Regions from separate parts of the Homo sapiens genome. Here region 1 is linked to region 2. Evidence: read pairs that join two places in POLR2A ChIA-PET (ENCODE). Cell type or tissue: PC-3. All regions are shown on one strand. Each heading gives the region's core, and the rest is flanking DNA. Links, peaks and the distances in the headings are about the cores only.

Region 1 (11,184 bases), core at 2,574-6,573, 180 kb after region 2:
GTGACATGGCTTCATATTTTTGAATCCAAGAATCCATTAACCACCTCCTGGCTTTTTGATTTAATATATTCCTGACTTGGTGTGGGTGCTTACTATTAGGGCCCCACCAAAGTTAGCTTTTGACTCTACCAGCAGGGCTGTGGCAGCTACTGCTTGCACACATTCAGGCCACCCCCGAGAGACAGGCTCAAGAAGCTTGGAGACAAAAGCAACAGGTTGCCTCTTCCCTCCCCCGGTATGAGTGAGCACTCCAAGGCCAAACTCTGGTCTACTGTTACAAACAGATGGAATGGTTTCTCTAAAGATGGGAGGGCCAGGACCGGGGCAGTAATGAGGGCCTGCTTTAGCTCTTTCACTACCTGAATTTCCTATGGGGATCATTGCATGGGATCGGGTTCCTCTTCTAGTAACTTGAGATACAGAATTTTTGTCTTTTGAGCATATGAGTCAATTCACAACCTGCAGTAGCCAGTTGAACCTAAAAATTTTCGGAGTTCTCTCTGTCTTAGGCAAAGGCAGGCCCACTATTCCAGATATTCTCTCTGGGTTTATTCTCCACTTCCCTTCACTAATCAGGTGTCCTAAATATTTAACTTCTTTTTCTACAAACTGCAATTTGTTCTTAGAGACTTGCAATCCCCTTTCTCCTAGGAAATTAAGCAAGCTTATGGTGGTTTCTGATACCTCGGCCCTCCTCTCCCCAGAAATTAAAAGATTATCTACATATTGTAATGACTGGGTTCCCCTGGAAGGTTGGAATTCCTCCCGGACTTTTTCTATTATTTGACCAAATACATTTGGGGCTGCCATGAAACCTTGTGGCAGCACAGTCTAGCAGTCCTGTTGTTTTCTCCCAGTTATAGGATTTTCTTATTCAAAGACAAAGAGGTCCCTGCTCCTAAGATCTAGGGGACATGCCCAGAATACATCTTTTAGACCCACCACACTGAATCACTTATGTTCATAGAGTATCTTATTAAGGAGGGCGTAGGGGTTAGGTGCCACAGGATGGTGGGTCTGGACAATTTGATTCATAGTCCCTAGATCTTGCACCAATCTATAGAACCCATCAGGCTTTTTGACTGGGAAAATTGGAGTATTGTATAGTGACATGCAGGGTTCTAATAGTCCATCTTTAATCAATCCCTCTATTACCAGTTGGAGATCTTTTCTCCCTTCAGTAGAAATGGGATATTGTTTTCTTTTTCTTTCTTTTTTCTTTCTTTTTTTTTTTTTGAAACGGAGTCTCACTCTGTTGCCAGGCTGAAGTGCAGTGACATGATCTCAGCTCACTGCAACCTCCGCCTCCTAGGTTCAAGTGATTCTCCTGCCTCAGCCTCCTGAGAAGCCGGGGCTACAGGTGTGTGCCACCATGCCGAGATAATTTTTGTATTTTTAGTAGAGACGGGGTTTCACCATGTTGGTCAGGATGGTCTCGATCTCTTGACCTCATGATACGCCCACCTCAGTCTCCCAAAATGCTGGGATTACAGGCGTGAGCCACTGTGCCTGGCCTGTTTTCTGAAAACTACTTCTCCTGGTTGTTTTAGTTTAATCTGTAAGGGTGTGATTTTTAACCCTCCCCTGTTGCCTTCCCTAATCCACACAAGGGGATTAATTTTTCTTTCCTCTTGCTTTGTTAGGAGGCCCATCATTACTTTTATTTGTCCTTCCTCTATTCCTAATCCTAAACCCAATCTCACAATCAGGTCTTGACCAAGGAGGTTAGTTCCTGCTTCAGGAACATATAAGAGTCACACCTCAATTTGTTCAGGTCCCAATCTAATTAACATTTCCTTGAATATCAGAACCTGAAATCCCTCCCCTTTTACCCCGATACTGTCAATTTTTTCTTAGAGACTTCTGTACCCCTTGGTTGGTGAATTAGGGAGGAGCAAGCCACCCCAGTATCAACCAAAACTGTCACTTCTTCTCCCTCGGGTCCCACCTTCACATTTATCAGCGGTTCCTGGAGGGTCCTACTCAGAAGGAACCCCTGGCCCCCCTTGTCTTCATCAACCGTCATGAAGGGGATCATTTTTTCTTCTTTTTTCCATTCAGGACATTCTCTCTTAAAATGCCCTGGTTTTCCGCACTTGTAACATCAACTCATAGTCTTAGGAGCTTTTCCCTTCTTCCTCTGTGTCAAAATCTATTATCCCATTGTTTCCTTCAAGAGGGATCTTGATCTAACCTTCTTCTGACTACCTTTTCCACAGTGGAAACCATGATTCTCGCTTTTTGTTTCTGCTTCTCTTCCTCTCTCCTTACAAAGACCTTCTGAGCTTCCCTCAGTAATTCTTCAACTGGTTTCTCATTCCATTCATTACTCTTTTGTAATTTTTTTGTAATGTCAGGCCAGCTCTTAGTTACAAAGTTAACCTTCAAAAGGCCTTGCCCTACTGGGTCCTCCAGATCTAATCTAGAGTATTTTCTCAGGAACCTCTGCAGGAATGCAGAGGGAGTTTCCTCATTTTCTTGTTGAATCTTGAATGCCTTTGAGACATTTTGTGTCCTAGGAGTGGACTCTTTGATCCCTTTAATTATTAGTTCCCTGAGGTCCTGCATTTGGGTCCAGTCCCTGGGATCATTATTATCCCATTTAGGATCGACATTTGGAAATTTTTGTTTGGTTGGCAAGACTCCTTGCCTGGGAGGGTGTTGCCTCTCCCAGATGGTCATGGCTGCTCTCCTAATCATTCCCCTTTCTTCTCCTGTGAACAGAATATTCATGATAGACATCATTTCAGCCCAGGTGTAAAAGCTGGTTCCTAGGAATTGGTCCAGCTGGTCTGCTAAACCGAGGGGATCTTCTAGGCGTGGTTTCATTTCCTTCTTGAAATTCCTAACTTCAGAACTTGTAAGAGGAGCATTTACAAAGCCAGTCTCTCCCTGTCCCATGGGAACTTCTCTAAGAGGGAGCATGCTAGATGCCTGCTGTGTGGACAGGATAAGGAAGTTCTTAATATCCCTCTTACACTGTTCTTTTTCTTAAATTTGGATGAGGACTTAAAGGAGCAATTGGTTTGGTTCCCCCATGGTCTCCAGGTCTTTCTTCCTCTAACCCTCCTGTTGCCCCCTTGATCTTCCTGTCCCCTATTTTGTGAGCTGTATGGAGGGGCAAGCATGATAGGGGGTCCCAGGGCTTTTCACTGGGCAAGAGCTTTTTACTAGGCTCTTTTTCTTCTTCTTTGATGGGGAACGTGGGGGTTAATTCTTTGATCCAGCAGAGAGCATAACCTATCTCTTCTTGTGAGGATGGTTTTTGTTTTTTGTTTTGTTTTATTTTGTTTTGTTTTGTTTTAGTGGAGTCTTGCTCTGTCGCCCAGGCTGGAGTGCAGTGGTGCGATCTCAGCTCACTGCAAGCTCCGCCTCCCGGGTTCACGCCATTCTCCTGCCTCAGCCTCCCAAGTAGCTGGGACTACAGGCGCCCACCACCACACCTGGCTAATTTTTTGTATTTTTAGTAGAGATGGGGTTTCATTGTGTTAGCCAGGATGGTCTCGATCTCCTGACATCGTGATCCACCCACCTCGGCCTCCCAAAGTGCTGGGACCACAGGCGTAAGCCACCGTGCCCGGCCTAGAATGGGGTTTTATCATTCACATAGAGAATTAAAGCTTGGCACACCCAGTTCTCATCTGAGCCAAACTTAAATCAAAAGACTGAAGGCTTGCGAATGGGGTCTTTGGGACAGGTAAAACAGCAATACTTTATCATCTTTTCCTTTTCCTTGTCCCTGGTTCAAGGGTTGTCCCTCCAAACCTGCAGCATTCTCCTTAAAGGACTATCCGGGGGAATGTCAGAGGGAGTCTCTTTGGCTCCCTCTTTCCTTTGTCCCCTAGGCCTAGAATTTCTGTTTCCCATTTTCGTCAATCTGTGTCTGAGTTTTTCCCTGTGTACTCAAGCCCCCCACTAGAGGTTTCTTGCACACACCGAGAATCATTTCATCCGTCTCTGGCTGTTCCCCTCGCGAGAGAACAGAACCGCAAATTGGGTCTCCACACTTGCTTCATACCTAGGATACGTCTCAGTCACACACACTCGACCTCCAAAAATGCCCAACCACCAAGACAATACTCACAGTCCAATTTTCCTACCTTGGCTCGTACATGAGGTTGCCTGGTTGCCACGGTGCCTGCTTTTCTCCCTGTGTCACCTCCACTGCCTCCTGAATAACAGTCTCAGGTTTGTCTATGGCCTCTGCAGGGAGCCGGGATTCCCAGACAGAGCAGGCCACTTAAATCAGGTGGGACGCCTCTCCCCTCTTGGCTGGAGTCCAACTCCACGCAGGCACAGAGATCCCAGATGGGCCCCCAAGTTTGTGAGAAACACATTCATCTGTCCAAACCCAAAGAATGGACTCAGAGACACAAAAGAACAATGGAAGAGAGAATTTTAATGGTGATCGTGCAAGAATGGGTGTCTGGTAGGCAGGCACAGCTGGGGCAGCTACAGCAGGTAATTTATCTCCTAGCACGCAAGTCCCTCCCCCAGTTCCTCATTGGTCAAATACTGTGGGGTTACAATCTTTCTGGACGTCACCTAAGTTTCATTATCCCTTATAAGGTTATAACCCAGTCCCCTTCCCTGCTTAAGTTTCGATTTTCCAATAACTCTGTAAACTTTTTCTTCCCTTTTATAGGCTGACTCCTCCTCTACATTCTGTTTGCTTATTGCGACTTTCTAGGTGCATGAGCTGTGCGGTTTGTCACGTCCGCAGGCTGGCTGCCAGTACTTAGATTTATCATACCTTGAAAATGGACCATTTAAAATGTTTTCTCACAGAAAATAAGATTTTAAAACATTATCCTCCCTTTATATAAAACCTTGGGATATCAGCATACTCTGTGCTGGACCAGCATACTCTGGTCCTGGAAAATAAGGACCACTGGATCACTGTCCATCACAGGAAAACAAAATGCCACTGTAGAAAACTGTCTGTGGCAGGCTGAATAGTGGTCCTCACAACATACCGGTATAACATAATGGTAAAATGCTGAAAGGGACTTTGCAGGTGTGATTAAGTTAATATTCTTGAAATGAGATGATTGCTCTGGATTAGCCAAGGCGACCTAATCTTTATTACGGACTCTTCATAAAAGAGGCAGGAAGGTCAGAGTCAGAGAAGGTCACGTGACTATGGAGGCGGAGGTCAGAGAGTCACAGAGAGACTTGAAGATGCTACGCTGCAGGCTTTGAAGACGGAGGAAGGAGCTATGAACTAAGGAATGTAGGCAGCATCTAGAAGCTGGAAAATGGCTGATTTTGAACTTCAATCTCCAAAACTGTATTGCCTTAGTTGGTTTTGTGTGGCTATAAAGGAACACCTGAGACTGGGTAATTTATAAATAAAAGAGGTTGATTTGCCTCACAGTTCTGCAGGCTGTATAAGCAGCAAGCAGCATGATGCCAGCATCTGCTTCTGGTGAGAACCTCAGGAAGCTTCTAATCATGGCAGATGGCAAAGGGTGAGCAGGCATGTCACATGGTGAGGGGGGAGTGATAGAGAGAGGGGAGGCATGCTATGTACTTGTAAACAACTAGATCTCCTGTAAACTAATAGAGTGAGAACTCATTCATTATCATGGGGACAGCACCAAGCTATTCAAGAGGGATCAACCCCCATAACCTAAACACCTCCCAGTGGGCTCCACCTCCAACATTAGGGGTCACATTTCAACATGAGATTTGAAGGGGACAAATATCAAAACTATGTCATATGTGATAATAAATTTATGTTGTTTTAAGCCACTAAACTTGTGATGATTTGTTATAGTAGCCATAGGAAATTAATACTAATAGAGAGCAAATGACAATGATCAGGGGTTGGAAATCAGAGAGTGTTGGAGAATAGTATGAGCATGGTTGCTTGTACAAGGATGCACTTAAACCATGAGACTCTAGTTTGGAAACAAGAAGCCTGAGAAGAGACTGGCTCAATGTCTAAACCATTGCTGCTCTATAGAACTTTATTTGATGATGAAAGTGTTCTACATCTGCACTTTCCAATAGGGTAGCCAGTAGCCACATGTGACTACTAAGCACTTGAAATGTGGCTAGTACAATAAGGGAATTTTTTCTTTCTTTTTTTTTTTTTGAGATGGAGTCTTGCTCTGTCACCCAGGTTGAAGTGCAGTGGCGGATTTCGGCTACTGCAAACCTCTGCCTCCTGGGTTCAAGGAATTCTCCTGCCTCAGCCTCCCGAGTAGCTGGGATTACAGGTGTGTACCACCACGCCCAGCTAATTTTTGTATTTTTAGTGGAAACGGGGTTTCACCATGTTGGCCAGGCTGGTCTTGAACTCCTGACCTCAAATGATCCACCCACTTTGGCCTTCTGAAGTGCTGGGATTACAGGCATGAACCACCATGCCCAGCCTACTCTTAATTAATGTATATTTAAATTTAAAAATCTACATGTAGCTAATGGCTACTGTATTAGACAGACAGTTTTCTACCATTAAAAAGAATGTGGATAGGGTGACTATGAACTTATTCATTAAAGTGTTCAATGCTAGAAAACTAGCTTGCCAAAAATAGTCTATGCCAAATTAAAGAAGTACCAGCACTTCTCTAGAGATCAGATTTCTTATAATCTCTGCCATAATATAACTAAAAACCTAGATGAGAAAAAAGCATCTAAGCAGCATGTAAAATTGCTGTCATAAAACCCATGAACTTCACTTCATAGGAGATGCATGGAGTCAGTCCTTAGTCAAACAGCTACACATTAGAAGAACCAAGAATACGTTGATCTCAGAACTTCTTCAAAAGCACAAAAATCCGGAACACACTTAGGGAAAAGACATAAGGAAAGACATATTGCTACATGCCTCAGAGGTCCAGGTCAAAAGCAGATGATCATAATGGCCACCCTGAGTCACAAGACAAGGTTATATTATGTTCTGAATCATCTGTTTAAGAAGGCAAAGCAGGCCAGGTGCAGTGGCTTACGCCTGTAATCCCAGCACTTTGGGAGGCTGAGGTGGGTGGGTTACTTGAGGTCAGGAGTTCGAGATCAGCCTGGTCAACATGGTGAAACCCCATCTCTAATAAAAACACAAAAATTAGCTGGGCATGGTAGTGGGCATCTGTAATCCCAGCTACTCAGAAGGTTGAGGAACAAGAATCACTGGAACCCAGGAGGTAGAGACTGCAGTGAGCCGAGATTGCCACTGTACTCTAGCCTGAGCAACAGAATGAGACTCTGTCTCAAAAAAAAAGAAGACAAAGTAGTGAATAACTCAGTATTAAAAAAAAAAAACTCAACAGAGGGAATGGGTAAATGCAAAACCAAACAGTTACCTTTCCACTTTCATGTAAAATCCCTTGTTTTAGGGTTCTAGCCACTATGCTATGCCATCCACTCCAGCTCCTTGTTAGTCACTTATGCACCAGGATTGATCTGAACCAGGTTTGATAAATTATTTCAAATCCTTTCTCACCATTACCATCCAAATCCTTCTCACTTGCCACGCAACTTCCAAATCTGGATCAATTGAATTGATCCACCACCATTGTTTCTATTTCCAGACTGCTGCGCCCTGGTGGAAGAAATAACACAATGATATAGGCAGGAATATCTTGAAAAGCATGGTTTCTGTGGAATATTATGCAGCAGTTAAATATGTAAGATATCAGCTGGGCGTGGTGGCTCACGTCTGCAATCCCAGCACTTTGGGAGGCCCAGGTGGGCAGATCACCTGAGGTCAGGAGTTTGAGACCAGCCTGGCCAACATGGCAAAACCCCGTCTCTACTAAAAATACAAAAATCAGCCAGGCGTGGTGGCAGGAGCCTGTAATCCCAGCTACTCAGGAGGCTGAGGCACGAGAATCGCTTGAACCTGGGAGGCGGAGGTTGCAGTGAGCTGAGATCGTGCCACTGCATTTCAGCCTGGGCTACAGAGTGAGACTGTCACACACACACACACATACACACACACACACAAGCTATCTATATATACTGATACAGAAAAAAATCCATACACATTAAATAAAAAAGCAAGTGAAATCACAGTCCCTAGTATGGCTATAATCAAAAGGACAGATACTAACAAGTGTTGGCAAAGATGTGGAGAAACTGGAAGCCTCATATACTGCTGGTGGGAATGTAAAATGGATCAGCCACTTTGAAAAACAATCCAGTAGTTCCTCAAAATGTTAAACACGGAGTTACCATATGACCCAGCAATCCCACTCCTAGATACACACCCAAAAGACATGAAAATATATGTCCACACAAAAACTGGAACATGAATACTCATAGCCATGTTATTTATAATAGCCAAAAAGTAGAAACTGGCTGGGTGCAGTGGCTCATGCCTGTAATCCCAAAACTTTGGGAGGCTGAGGCAGGTGGATTATGAGGTCAGGAGATGGATACCATCCTGGCCAACATGGTGAAACCCTGTCTCTACTAAAAAAAAAAAAAAAAAAAAAAAAAAAAAAAAAAACTTAGCTGGGTGTGGTGGCACGTGTCTCTAATGCCAGCTACTTGGGAGGCTGAGGAAGGAGAATCACTTGAACCAGGGAGTCGGAGGTTGCAGTGAGCCGAGATCACGCCACTGCACTCCAGCCTGGCAACAAAGTGAGAGTCCATCAAAAAATAAAATAAAAAGTAGAAACTACCCAAATGTCCAAATGACAAATAGATAAACAAAATGTAGTATATCCACACAATGGATATGCCAAGAGCAAGTTGCAAGTTTTTTGTTTTGTTTTGTTTTGTTTTATTTTGTTTGAGACAGGGTCTCACTCTGTTGTCCAGGCAGGAGTGCCATAGCACAATCATGGCTCACTGCAGCCTTGGCCTCCCAGGCTCAAGCAGTCCTCCCACCTCAGCCTCCTGGGTAGCTGTGACTATAGGAACACAATGCTACATCCAGCTAATTTTTTGTATTTTGTAGAGACAGGGTTTTGCCATGTTGCCCAGGCTGGTCTTGAACTCCTGAGCTCAAGTGATCCACCTGCCTCACCCTCCCAAAGTGTTGAAATTACAGGTGTGCACCACCATGCCTGGCCTCCAAGAGCAATTTTATTCAGCAATAAAAAGAATGAAGTTCTGATTCATGCTACAACATAAATGAACCTTGAAAACACTGTGCTAAGTAAAATAAGCCAGTCACAAAAGATCACATATTCTTCCATTAATATCAAAGTCCAGAATAGGGAAATCTATAGAGACTGAAAGTGGATTAGTGGTTGGTAAGGGTTGAAGGATAAAGAGGCGATAGCTAAAGGATACAGGGTTTCCTTCTGAGGTGATGAAAATGTTCTAAAAATTGACTATGGCAGTGGTTGCACACATCCATGAATATATTAAAAATAATTGAACTGCACACTTTAAATGTGTGAATTGTGTAGTGTGTGAATTATAGCTCAATAAAGCTGTTATTTCTTTTTTAAAAAAAAGCAAATGATAGAATAATACATGTACTATGAGCTCATTTATATAAAAACCAAAACTACATATGCATGTAATATAAACATTTGTGAATGTATGTAAATATATAGAACATGATTTGGAAGGATACCCACCCATCTGTTAGCATTGGTTGCTTTTGGGGAGAGAAGTAGGATTGCCTTCTGTAACATCACACTTTCCTGTCTCTCCTCCTACCTCCCTGGTTGTTCCTCCAAATTGCTTTGTAGGCATTCTTTCCTCTGCTCATTCCTTTATAATCCACATTTAACTCTTCAGGCTCTCCTTGAAGTGATCATATGATCACATATTTCCCATGGTTTCAACAATGCCAGTCCATATCCTGACTCATTTATTCAACAAATAATCCACTGAGCACCTGCTAAGTACTGTGCTAGTTGCTAGACATTCAGCAGGACTGAGGCAAATAAGATTGCCATGCTCATGAAATTTACATTCTAGTGGCGGTGAAGATATATAATAATAAGCAAGCCAATAAATGAACAGACAATTTCAGATAATGTTAAGTGGTAGGGAGAAAATAAAACAGGGTGAGGGGCAGGCACCATGGTCATGTTGAGCACCGCGTCTCGCACCATGCCCCAAGCCGCCATCCACTGCACAAGTCGCTCCCTGCCACCCGAGGCCCGCATGCTCGCCATGTCCCTTCCACAACCAACGCAGGCCGCCTTGGGCATCCTGGCCCGGCGCACCATGGTGCTGGGCATCATGGAGATGGGGCGCCACATGGACACATCTGCCAGCGCCACGGCCGTGCACGCTTTCCTGGAGCGTGGCCACACCGAGCTGGACATGGCCTTCATGTACAGCGATGGCCAGTCCAAAATCATCCTGGGCGGCCTGAGGCTGGGGCTGGGCGGCGGCGACTGCTGAGTGAAATTGGCCACCAAGGCCAACCCTTGAGAGGGAAAATCACTAAAGCCTGACAGTGTCTGGTCCCAGCTAGAGACGTCACTGAAGAGGCTGCAGTGTCCCCGATTGGACCTCTTCTACCTACATGCACCTGACCACGGCACCCCAGTGGAAGAGACGCTGTGTGCTTGCCACCAGCGACACCAGGAGGGCAAGTTCGTGGAGCTTGGCCTCTCCAACTATGCCGGCTGGGGGAAGTGGCCGAGATCTGTACCCTCTGCAAGAGCAAAGGCTGGGCCGGGCGCGGTGGCTCAGGCCTGTAATCCCAGCACTTTGGGAGGCCGAGGTGGGCGGATCACGAGTTCAGGAGATCGAGAGCATCCTGGCTAACACGGTGAAACCCCGTCTCGACTGAAAATACAAAAAAAAAAAAAAAAATTAGCCGGGTGTGGTGGCAAGTGCCTGTAGTCCCAGCTACTCAGGAGGCTAAGGCAGGAGAATGGCGTGAACTCGGGAGGCGGAGCTTGCAGTGAGCCGAGATGGCGCCACTGCACTCCCGCCTGGGTGACAGAGCGAGACTCCATCTCCAAAAAAAAAGAAAAGTAATAAATAAATAAATAAGAGCAAAGGCTGGATCCTGCCCACTGTGTACCATGGCATGTACAATGCCACCACCCGGCAGGTGGAAATGGAGCTCTTCCCCTGCCTTGGGCACTTTGGACTGAGGTTCTATGCCTACAACCCTCTGGCTGGGGGTCTGCTGACCGGCAAGTACAAGTATGAGGACAAGGGCAGGAAACAGTCTGGGGGCCACTTCTTTGGGAATAGCTGGGCTGAGACCCACAGGAATCGCTTCTGGAAGGAGCACCACTTTGAGGCCATTTCCCT
Region 2 (11,184 bases), core at 3,395-7,394:
TCTCAATCTCCTGACCTCGTGATCCGCCCGCCTCGGCCTCCCAAAGTGCTGGGATTACAGGCGTGAGCCACTGCGCCCAGCCTGTACCACCATTATTTTCTGTATTTGCCTGGTCAGTGCCCTCTGATCTTCTTCACCTCCTACCTAAAATGATCAACCTTATTCATTAAACCATTTATTTATTCATTTACCAAATTTATTGAGTGCGTTACATGTACCAATGCCATGCCTCCTTACAACTGTCATTTGTACCTCTTGCTTGTTTGACTGATGAAATCCAAAGATGACAGACTGCTCATGGTTTACATCCTAGTGCCTCTTCCCCCATCGTTCCTGTGCCCCTCTTTGGGGTGGAGGTTAGCTAAGACCTCTGGAAGCTGAGCTTTCCCAGCTGCATAGAGTGTCAACGTTCCTATATTTGCAGAGACTCCAGTTTATACTAAATCATTTCCTCTTTAGTTGCCTTGTCCACTTATCAGTGAGTGTGAAACACAATGTGATGACTGCTGTCAATCTTGTAGTCTCTAGGGCAAAAAGTACACAGCAGTAGCTGCTTCTTTCTGCAGGGAGATAGAACTGGGCACTGGGCTTGTTATGGAGCAAGTTGTTGTCAAGGAGTGAGGCAGATCCTGGAGGAGATGGTTCTGTTGCAGTGGCAGTAAGCTATCTTACCAGTTGTTTTCAAGTCCCTGGGAGGGGAAACTAGTTAGCACCAGCAAACAGAAGAGAAAGGAAAAAGCTGAGCAGATGTGCTTTCAATAAGTGAAGTGAAACTACCTGAAGTGAAACTGAGGGAGAGTGTCCTCCTAGCTCCCGCATTGGGGCTCTCTTCATGGCAAGTATGTGAGCCAGAAGTCCGTGGAACAATCTCCATAGCCTTGGTTATCTGCCTGAGCCTGTTGTCTGCAGATGTAGACCCATCCAGGATGTCACATTCCCTTATCTCTGGTGTGTAGTTGCTACCTTTCCTTTATCTCCAGCTATCCCACCCATGACATCTGATCTTTGCCAAGCCAGGTAGTTGGCACAACCCAGGATTTCAGATTTTCTTAGGGAAAGGTGCTCTCTTTCCCCACCCCACCTCCCTCTGTCAGTCAACAGAAGTGGCCAAGTCCTTTCCATTTGCAGACCCACCATCAAGGTCAAGGTGGGCCAGTGGGAGAGACCTAAAGCCACAACAACCCTCAGAGGTTTCCACTTAATGTTGGGATGACAGGGAACACCCCTGGAAGACCAGCCCAAAGATCTCCTTTACAGCCTGGCTCAAAACTCACCGCCTCCAGGCAGCCTACTTTTCTATATCTGTACCCCACCACCCTCACCAGACACTATCCTTAATGACAGTGGTATGTGTGGACATGGTTTAGCTCCTCCAAGAAAGCACAGGCCCTTTAGGGTGAATGTCCAGGCCTGTCTCAAGTTTGTTAACACCCACGGTGCCTGCCACAGGGCTCTGCACCAGGTCGGTGTTTGATAAATGTTTGCTAAATGAATCAAACGGCTTTGGAATCACTATCACCATGAATGGTGTTTTTCTCTTCTATCTGCCTAGGGCTTGACTGTCTGCAAAGGGCCTTGCTATCCCCTCTTCCTTTCTCTCTTGGGATCGTCTCCCTGGCCTCTTGTGAGATTTCTGCTCTTGCAACCTAGTGTGATTCTGCTGTGAGGCTGGGGACAATGAGGGATCTCACCCCTCATGGGAGACCCTTCCCCCACCCTTGACATACAGGGAGTGACTTGGTCCCTTGCTTGCCTCCTAGTCTACTGTGTCACAGCCAGAGTAGGCTGCGGGTGCCTACTTTGTGCCTACTCTGGCACAGGAGTGCCATCTCCTTCCAGGCCAGGTAGAGCCCACGGTCCTCAAGCCCAGCACTTCCTGCTTCTCATGGAAGCCACGGGAGGGGCGAGGGACAGTCTGGAATGCTGGTCTCTCTTGGGATTTGACTTTGACTTCCACATCCCAAGGGGGTCATTGCACAGACTCTGTAACTTTGAGCTCAGCCCCTGGGAGTGGAGTTGCATGTCAGGGCTCCATCCTTCTGATTCTGGGCAAGTCTGCACCACCACAGGCTCCTTTTCACTTACAGGCTTATCTAGCTTGTGGGGTTTATGCCTTTCTTGCATCATCAGTCTTCTTTCCTACACTGAAGTTTGTTCATCATTCTTCGTGACTTTAACATCCACAGGGATGACTTATCCCATGACCTGGAATTCCACTTCCGTGACCTCCTCATCTGATCTTTTCTACAAACTTACATCAGATACTTACCCCCATGGTCCTACACTAGCCTTTTCCATTACCAGAAATGGCACCATTTAGAAAATTTCTTCTCTACTGCTACAATGTTTCAATCCCATCAGATTATTTCCCCAATCTGCTGACCTAGCCACTTTTTCACTCTACCTTCCTACCATCTTCTTCATTTGCCTACTTACCCAGTTTAAATTCCATCCATTATGTGTTGCTATTATCACAGGCAGAATGCTGGCCTCCCCAAAGATGCCCATGTCCTAATCCCCAGAACCCTGTGGGTCTGTTAGGTTACCTGGCAGAGGGGAATTAAGGTTGCAGATGGAGTTAGTGTTGCTAATCAGTTGACTTTAGGATAGGGAGATTATTCTGGATTAGTCAGATAGGCCCAATGCAGTCACAAGCATCCTTAAAAGTGGGAGAGGGAATTAGAAGAGAGAACCAAAGAGATGGCAGCATGAGAAAGACTTGGCCTGATGTTGCTGGCTTTAAAGATGGAGGAAGGAAACTATAAGCCAGTGAAAGTGGGCAGGCTGTAGAAGCTGGAAAAGTCAAAGAAACAGATTCTCCTCTAGAGTCTCCAGAAGGAATACAGCTCTGCCCACACCTTGATTTCAGCTCAATGACACTTCTGACCTCTGCAACTCTAATATTTTAAGTCTGTATTTTAAGCCACAAAGTTTGTGGTGATTTGTTACAGCAGCAATAGGAAACTGATACCTACTCACTCACTCCATTCCCTTTCTCCTCTTAGCTGTCTATCATATCTACTAGGCAAAACCCCAAACTCTAGTTGAATTGCACTATATTACTTTTTCCTTGCCACTAAATGAAGCAGATAAAAATATTGAAAGTTGGTTGACTAAATTCACTAAAAATTTGTGGTCATGAGCACGCTCAAGACTGCTTGGCAACCACAGTTTCACTACACTTTCCCTCCACCCTAAATCTTTGACAATTTTGCCATTGAACACACAAACGTTTCTGTTTCTCAGCTTCTACATTTCCAATAATTTGCCATCTACCCTACCTCATCCACTTACTCTCAGGACCATGCCAAGGATCCTAGACCTTTCTTAATGAAAATATACATCACTCCCAAAATCTCAAGATTAAAAAATCTTAAGAATTCCACACTCTGACCACCACTTCTTATTTTTCCAGTTTGGTGCCCTTGCTCCGACTATGGTCTGCAATGACCACCATGTGGTCAAAGCCATCAGTCTCTTTCTATTCTCAGTTTTCTTGATCCTTCAGCAGCAGCTACCCACATTACTCTTCCTTAAACAGCCCCTTTCAGGATTTCTGTGGCATTACAGTTTTCTGAGTTTTCTCCTCTTTGGCCACTCTTTACCTCATTCCCCCAAACTAGAGTTTCTCTGGGCTCTGTTCTGGGACTTTGCCTTTCTATACTCCCTTCCCTCAGTGATCTAATCTTTGTTTCAAGGCCTTGAAGATAACCCAATGATTATAATTTCCAAATTGATATCTGTGTCTCAAACCCCTCTTCCAAGTTTATAACAAATTTGACTTGGCATCTCCACTTGAGTATCTCACAGATCTCTCCAACTTGAAGTAGCTAAAATGTCATTCTGGATTTGCTCCTCCTCTCTGCTTGTTCTTTCCTCTTAGGAAATGGCACTTCTACCCACCAAGATGCTTTCATCGGAAACCTGGTTGCCCTCTTTAATTCTTTTCTACATCCATTCCATCTGTCGGCTTACCTCCTAAACGTCTCTCAAATCTGTCCACTTCTCATCTCTTCAACTATTAATACTCTCATTCTAATGCAAACCTTTAGCATTTCTGATTTGACTACTCAATAGCCTCCTAACTGGTTTTTCCCCTTCCAGTGGATTCTCTGCACAACTAGAGAGTTTTTTAAAGAATATAATTCATATCTTTCAGTCATCCTGTTTAAAAACCTTCACTGGCTTCTTGTGAATTAAATAAGATACAAACTCCTTATCTTACCCCATAAGACCCTTTGTGATCTAGTCTTTTCCTGGCACTGTTCTCATAATTTCTAGAATACATGTTCTTGCCTACACATGAAATTCCATCTGCTGGAACAATCCCCTTACCCCCTACTCTCATGTAAGATCGTGCAGATTGTTCTCTACACAAAGGTATCCAGCTGAGGTGTAGGGTGGGCCGAAATCTAGCCTGCAGTCCTCTTGCCAAGCTGTGCTCCTTGGTGTGCAAGACCTTGCTTCTACTCTTCCCATGGCTGGCTTCTTCTCAACCTTCAAGTCTTGGCTTCAATGTCAACTCCTCAAAGAGGCCTTCTCTGACCTCAGTTATTTTCTGTCTCACTGCCATATCTGTCTACTACCTTCATAGAACCTATCACCATCTGTAAGTATAGATTTGCTGTCTTTCTCCCTGTAAGCTCCATGAGAACAGACATCTTGTTTGTCTTGTGCCATGCTATATCACCACAGCACCTAATACATAATCATGCACTGAGAAGTGATAGTTGATGAGAAAGAAGGAAACTCCTGAGAAGAGAATGCAAAGAGCAAAGAGAGGGTCTAGGTTCTGCTTTGCCCAGGTGCCTCCTGCCACACTGATTGGCATCAGAAAAAGCCTTCATGTCATAGAGAAACCACAAGTGTGGCCAGAAATTCTCAAATGTGGCAGCACATCAGAATCTCATGGGGATTAAATTAAAAAGTCTTCATATCATAGAGAAAGCACAAGTTTGGCCTGAAATTCTCAAATGTGGCATCACATCAAAACCTCGTGGGGATTAAATAAAATAACATAACCGCCTCTCCTCTGTCTTTCAAGGTTCTGATTCATTGGGTCCGGGTGGCTGCTGCAGACACTCTCGGTGCACTACCGAGAGACTGCCACTGAGTGGTGCTGTATGACTCTGTTTCAGAGTAGAGGTCGCACTTCGCTCCAAGAGAAGGCATAATTTATAGAAGGATTTTTTTTTTTTTTTTTTTTTAGCTACTCTGACCTCAGATCTTCTCATTCCAGGAGGGTGGCCCAGGCAGTGCCTCCAGAAATGTTTAAGTTTTGGTTTCTTTTCTGTGCCCTTCCAGATTCACAATAAGGACATCTGTCCTTACCTAAAAGCTTCCCCTCACCTCTCCTAACCCACCCCCACAAAGCTCTACCAATATCCTCTTACCTTCTGCCCAAAACTTCCCGTACTTTTCTTCTCTTATCTTTTACCTCTTTATCTTGTCTTCCTCTTCTTTTTCTGGGAATCACTCTTCCTCAGTTTCCTTACTTGTAACCGGAGGATAAGGGTGGCATTGTGAGGATCTAAGGAGATACCACCTACCAAACTGCATTGATCTAACTTGGCATGTATTATCTTCATAGATTTTTACACCAATGCCATTCTAATCCACACAGTGATGGTAGCTTCTCTATTCAAGCAAACACAATTTTATTAATGCATATTTTCAAGAACACGTATTATAAGTGAAATACATCTGAAGAGGATTTAGAGAGAAGATTCGTATGCGCTACTACCCTGCTTTTTGCAACTGGTCATGAACCAGCCTCTGAGTGAACTGGAGGGGAAGGCACGGAAGAGGTAACAGAAGGGGCTAGGAAAAAGATTCTTCCAGGGCCTTAATCAGCCTGAAATGCTTTGGAACCAGCTGACCTAATAATTCTTCAGAGACTGTCAGTGCACTGGTGCCCAATGAATGCCTCCATACAAAGCTGCAAGCCCACTATCTATGGCAGTCTAGGACTGGGAAAGAACAAAGCAAGGTTATAACGGAGTGGACCTCAGTTCAAAGAAATGAGAACAAAAATCAGGCCACTCTTGGCCAGATAGATAGATAGATAGATAGATAGATAGATAGATAGATAGATAGATAATGATTTCCCCTTCCTCTATATTCCAAATGGCTTGCAGAAGGGGTTCTTGTTTCTCATGGCAGGGCTATCGATGGGGCAATTGAAGGAGCTACTGTAAAGGACTGTAACTAAAGAACATTTCAAGATAGCTCCATGGGCTCTTTGACAGGTCTAGTTCAGGAAGCCCCATGCCAACAACCAAACAACTCCCTTTGCAGTACAGCCCACAGCTCATCCTCTGGGCTGGTTTAGCTTCAAATGACCATTTGGCACTGTTTGGCAACAGGTTGCCTCACCAGCCCACTGACCTCCAGAGTCTTCTGGAAGTTAAAAGGACACACATTCACTACCATAAGTTCTAAAAACCTATAGCAGTTCCCACTCAAGCCACTCCACTGACAGTTGGAGCGGGTGGGGAGAGATGCGGGAGGGCTGAAAAGGGAAATGTTGCATACAGAGAGCTTATTTGAAATGCATTAGGGTGCTTTCTCTTTGAAGGAATTTGCAGGCAAGGGTTTTGTAAAGGAAAAAGTGCTTTGGTATGCGGGTAATATGCAGTCATTTATCTGTGTAGTAAGCTTAGATCTTATCCATCACATTTTTTTTTTTTTACCCTTGAGCTCATCTCTATTAGGGAGATTCTGATTTCTCCAACTCCTTGAGAGGCACCTCAGGTCCAGGGAAAAAATGAATAAGGATGACTTTCTCCAGAGGATGGTACGTTTTAATTCCAGATGTCCCTGCTGTGAATATAAAACAAAGAATTTGTCAAACTCGGGGGCTGAACTGCCTGGATTTTAACCCAAGCTCTGCCACTTAGTACCTGCGTGATCTTGGGTAGTTATTTAGCCTCCCTGAACTTCAGTGGGTTTTTTAAAATACGAAAAATGTAGATAATAAGAGCACTTATCACATAGGCTTGTTGTGAGTGTTAAATGAACTAATATATGTAAAATCTTAGAACAAAGCCTGGCACATAAGCAACATATGGGTCCTCAGCATATAATTCCTGCCCTCGAGTAGCTTGGAGTTCAGCTGGGGGGACAAAACCTATGCATTAAAGGTTAAATAGCAGTACATGCTACCGCTTCACTAGACCATATGTAGTGTTAGGCCTTAGGATATGGTAGTGAGCCGGAGAGTCTTGATATAACCAGAAAATGTCAAAGAAACAGATCAAACAGTAAAGGCACCGAGATCAGAGTAGTGAGAAAGTATTTTGGTGTGGAGTGGTCAGAGATGTCTTCGTAGAAGAGGTAGGACTTGGCCCAGAAATAGAGCAGGGGTTGGATAGATGGAAACAGAGCAATGCAGTGGGGTCAGAGAACAGGGCTTTGGAGGTAGAACACCTGTGGGATGGATGGAGGTATTCAGGAGCCTATTTGAAATGCACTTAAGGTAGCTCCCTGCACATGCCCTTCTGGTAAAATACTCATATGAGAAAGAGAAAAGCATCTCCTACCATCCAGGAGTTGGACTAGTACCATCAGCTAGGCCTTGCTGTTGCTAGGAGCTGGCCTAGCACTAGCAGCAACACCAAACTAGGTCTTGTTGTTCTGTTGAACATAAATCCACAGAATGCCAATATCAGACAAGGCAACTCTGTGACTATGATGGATCAAGGCAGAAGCAAGATAACTCTGTAATGGCTGAAACCAGACAAAATGTGAACACTGTCCAAACCACAGAAATGACAAAACATCCCTCTCCCAGCTAAAATGAATGACTGCTACTCTTTACTAACTAGAGCTGTAGCTTCCCTCTACTCTACCCTCCCTCTAGCTAAAACTTATTGAAATACTTGATCACAGAATTGTTCTACTGTCTGACAGCATCCAATATAGGGCAAACCATAGCTTTTTTTGACCTTCCCCCAGTCATCTAGCCAATGCCCAAATCCTATAACAAATCTTTTCTAACATACTGTTCTTGAGATGCCTCACAGTTCTTCACGGTGTACATGCCCCCTCACTTCAACAAGTAATAAACCCAGGTTGATCAACATGTGTGTGCCTAGTGATCTTTGGCCAAAAGACATTGACAATATCACTAAAATGATTGAGGGGTATGGATGCATCCCTCCTACTAGGGTTCATTTAAAAAATTCCATGAAACAAAGAAATGTCTGAAATAAGTGCAGCCCCACCTCATACAACACAGCATGGTAAGTAAAATGACAGAGGCAATCACAGAGCACTGTAGGGATACAAGAGGGACTTCTTTCAGCAACTTTTCCTTAGCAACCATTGTCAGGCACCGGGGATATAACAGGGAACACGATAGACAGATAAAAGAAAGAAAAATGCTGGGAGCAGTGATTCATGCCTGTAATCCCAGAACTTTGGGAGGCCGAAGCAGGTGGATCACCCGAGGTCAGGAGTTCGAGACCAGCCTGGCCAACATGGTAAAACCCTGTCTCTACTGAAAAATACAAAACTAGCCAGGTGTGGTGATGCGCGCCTGTGATACCAGCTACTCGAGAGGCTGGGGCAGGAGAATTGCTTGAACTCGGGAGGTGGAGTTTGCAGTGAGTAGAGATCGCACCATTGCACTCCAGCCTGGGCAACAGAGCAAGACTACATCTCAAAAAAAAAAAGACAGATAGATAGATAGATAGATAGATAGATAGGTAGATAGATAGACAGATAAAAGATAGATAGGACAGATAAGAAGAGAGAGAGAGAGTCCCTGCTCAATGAACGAAGGAAGAGTACTGCAAATGTTTGAAAACCAGAAACAGCAAGTATGTTCATTAACAGGGGACCATCGTCAGAGACAGTGTAACCTAGTGGTTGAGAGCACAGCTTGTGGATCCAACCTGCCTTGGTTTCTATCTCAGCACTACTACTCAGCAGCTGCCAATAGAGCACAATCTCACAATCTACTGTGCATAGAAATTTCCTTTTTTACTGATCACTCCCCAGTGAGGGGTGGTAGGGAGGTAGCTCAGCTCCTGTCTGCTGCTGTTCCTACACCAACACTTGAACAAGGTCTTTCCGCTTCCAAACAAGACATTCACCCAAGGCTGCTTTTTCTCTGTAATCTCTGGCTGAGGGCCCAGGGAAGATAAGTCTAGACTTCAGGCTGGTTAAATACAGAGCCCAACATAATGTACACATGGTTTTAGCATCCAGGAGAAAATTGCAATTGGTGTTTGTGCAAGGAGCTCTTGAAGCCATTTTTTAAGCGCTTTACAGGGACACAGACTTTATGTCATCCCCACGCCCATTCTCAATTGCATGTTTTTGAACACACGTTTGGTTCTAAACTATGCTAACCCACTGAGAGGGCTGGGGGAGGAGTATGACTAAGGTTATCTGACACCAACCTTATTCTCAAGGAGTAGACAGCCTGATTGGGGAGAGAGCCAATCGCTGACAAACGGAGCAAGAACATAGACCCAGAAGAATGTGCTAAATTACATGGCCTCTGAAAGGCCACCTGAACTTGTATCATAAATACAGGAGGAATTCTCACAGGAAGAGCTCACTGTGGGCCAAGTGAGTCTAAGACGGTTTTGTGGAGGAAGAACTGGGGATAAAATACAATTTAGATAGAAGGATTTTCAGGGGGCATTTCCTGCCTTAAATTATCTTTGGTATAAAATGAATTGGGATAATTAATTTTGAGGAAATTGTGCAAAAATGTTCCTTTGAAACCATTGAAGCCAATCTAGGGTGTTCCAAAAACAGTGCCAGAAATGGTCACTTTTTACTGCAATCCCAGCTCTCCTGGGAAATGTTGCCAAGCAGCTGGCTGCACATTTAGCCAAATATAAATTTTCCCACATATGGAAAAATCATAGAATTACATGTGTATAAAGGCCTGCTACCTCTGATTTGAAGAGTCTCCAGGGAAAATTCCTGAACTATCACCATTAGCAAACCCCCACCTTTCACAAGTGCCAAATATTCATCCTCACCAGCATGCATTGTTATCATTATTTCTTATTTTAGCCATTCTGATAGGTACATAGTTATATACTCACTTATTCCTCAGCTTTATTAAGGTATAATTGACAAATAAAATAATTGTATATATTTTCAGTATACAACATGATGTTGTAATATATATATATATATATACATATTGTGAAACGATTAAATCAAGCTAACTAACGTACCCATCAACTCACTTATTATTTTGTGGTGGTAAGAATACTTAAGATTTAGTCTCTTAGCATTTTCAAGTATACAATACTGTAACTGTAGTCACCATGCTGTACAGTAGATTTCCAGAATTTATTCATCCTACATAACTGAAACTTTGTTCCTTTTTACCAACATATTTCCACTGCCCTCACTCCCAGCCCCTGGCCACCATCATTCTACTCTCTGCCTCTATGAGTTCAACTTTTTTGGGTTTCACATATAAGTGAGACCATGCAGTATTGGTCTTTCTGTACCTGTCTGGCTTCTTTCATTTAGCATAATGTCCTCCAGGTTCATCCACATTATCACAAATGACAGGATCTCATTCTTTCTTAAGGCTGAATAGTATTCCATTGTGTATATATACCACATTTGCTTTATCCATTCATTCATCAATGGACACAGGTTAATTTCACATCTTAGCTATTGTGAATAATGCTGTGACGAACACGGGATTGCAGATATCTCTTTGACATACTGATTTCATTTCTTTTGAATATATACCCAAAAGTGAGATTGCTAGATCATATGGTAGTTCTATTTTTAATTTTTTAAGGAAACTCTACACTGTTTTCCCCAATGGCTGTACCAATTTACATTCCCACAAACAATAGACAAGGGTTCCTTTCTCTTCAGATCCTCGCCAGCACTTTTCTTTCATATTTCTGATAATAGCCATTCTAACACGTGTGAAGTGATCTCATTGTAGTGTTAATTTGTATTTCCCTGATGATTAAGCCTGTTGAGCATTTTTTTATATACTTGTTGGCCATATTGGTGTCTTCTTTTCAGAAATGTCTATTAGGTCCCTTGCTCATTTTTTATTGAGTTATTTGTTTTCTTACCATTGAGTGTTTGAGTTCCTTATATATTTTGGATATTAACCCCTTATCAGATGCATGGCTTGCAAATTTTTTTTTCCACTCTGTAGGTTGTCTTTTCACTCTGTTGATT

What was found. Peaks named below come from ENCODE experiments on the same cell type or tissue, not always from the same donor. Only the 100,000 strongest peaks of a DNase experiment are listed, where the experiment ranks them.
Region 1: POLR2A ChIA-PET joins it to region 2 with 8 read pairs; 2 of 35 experiments call an interaction of 5 or more read pairs at or near these places.

Annotation. Positions count from the first base shown.
Region 1 is chrX:118,878,140-118,889,323 of GRCh38, reverse strand. LINC01285 (long intergenic non-protein coding RNA 1285) reads right to left here. Exons shown (of 7, transcript NR_110393.1): 7 at 7,309-7,546. It also overlaps the pseudogene AKR7A2P2. Among named protein-coding and RNA genes, the nearest start is that of LINC01285, 44 kb to the right of the region's middle. In PC-3, for the core only: no CTCF peak of the experiment used is centred there; a DNase peak (open chromatin) is centred at 4,573; H3K4me3 peaks cover 2,550 bases; H3K27ac peaks cover 2,805 bases.
Region 2 is chrX:119,061,158-119,072,341 of GRCh38, reverse strand. No RefSeq gene overlaps it. Among named protein-coding and RNA genes, the nearest start is that of CT47C1, 6.2 kb to the left of the region's middle. In PC-3, for the core only: a CTCF peak has its summit at 5,107; a DNase peak (open chromatin) is centred at 5,121.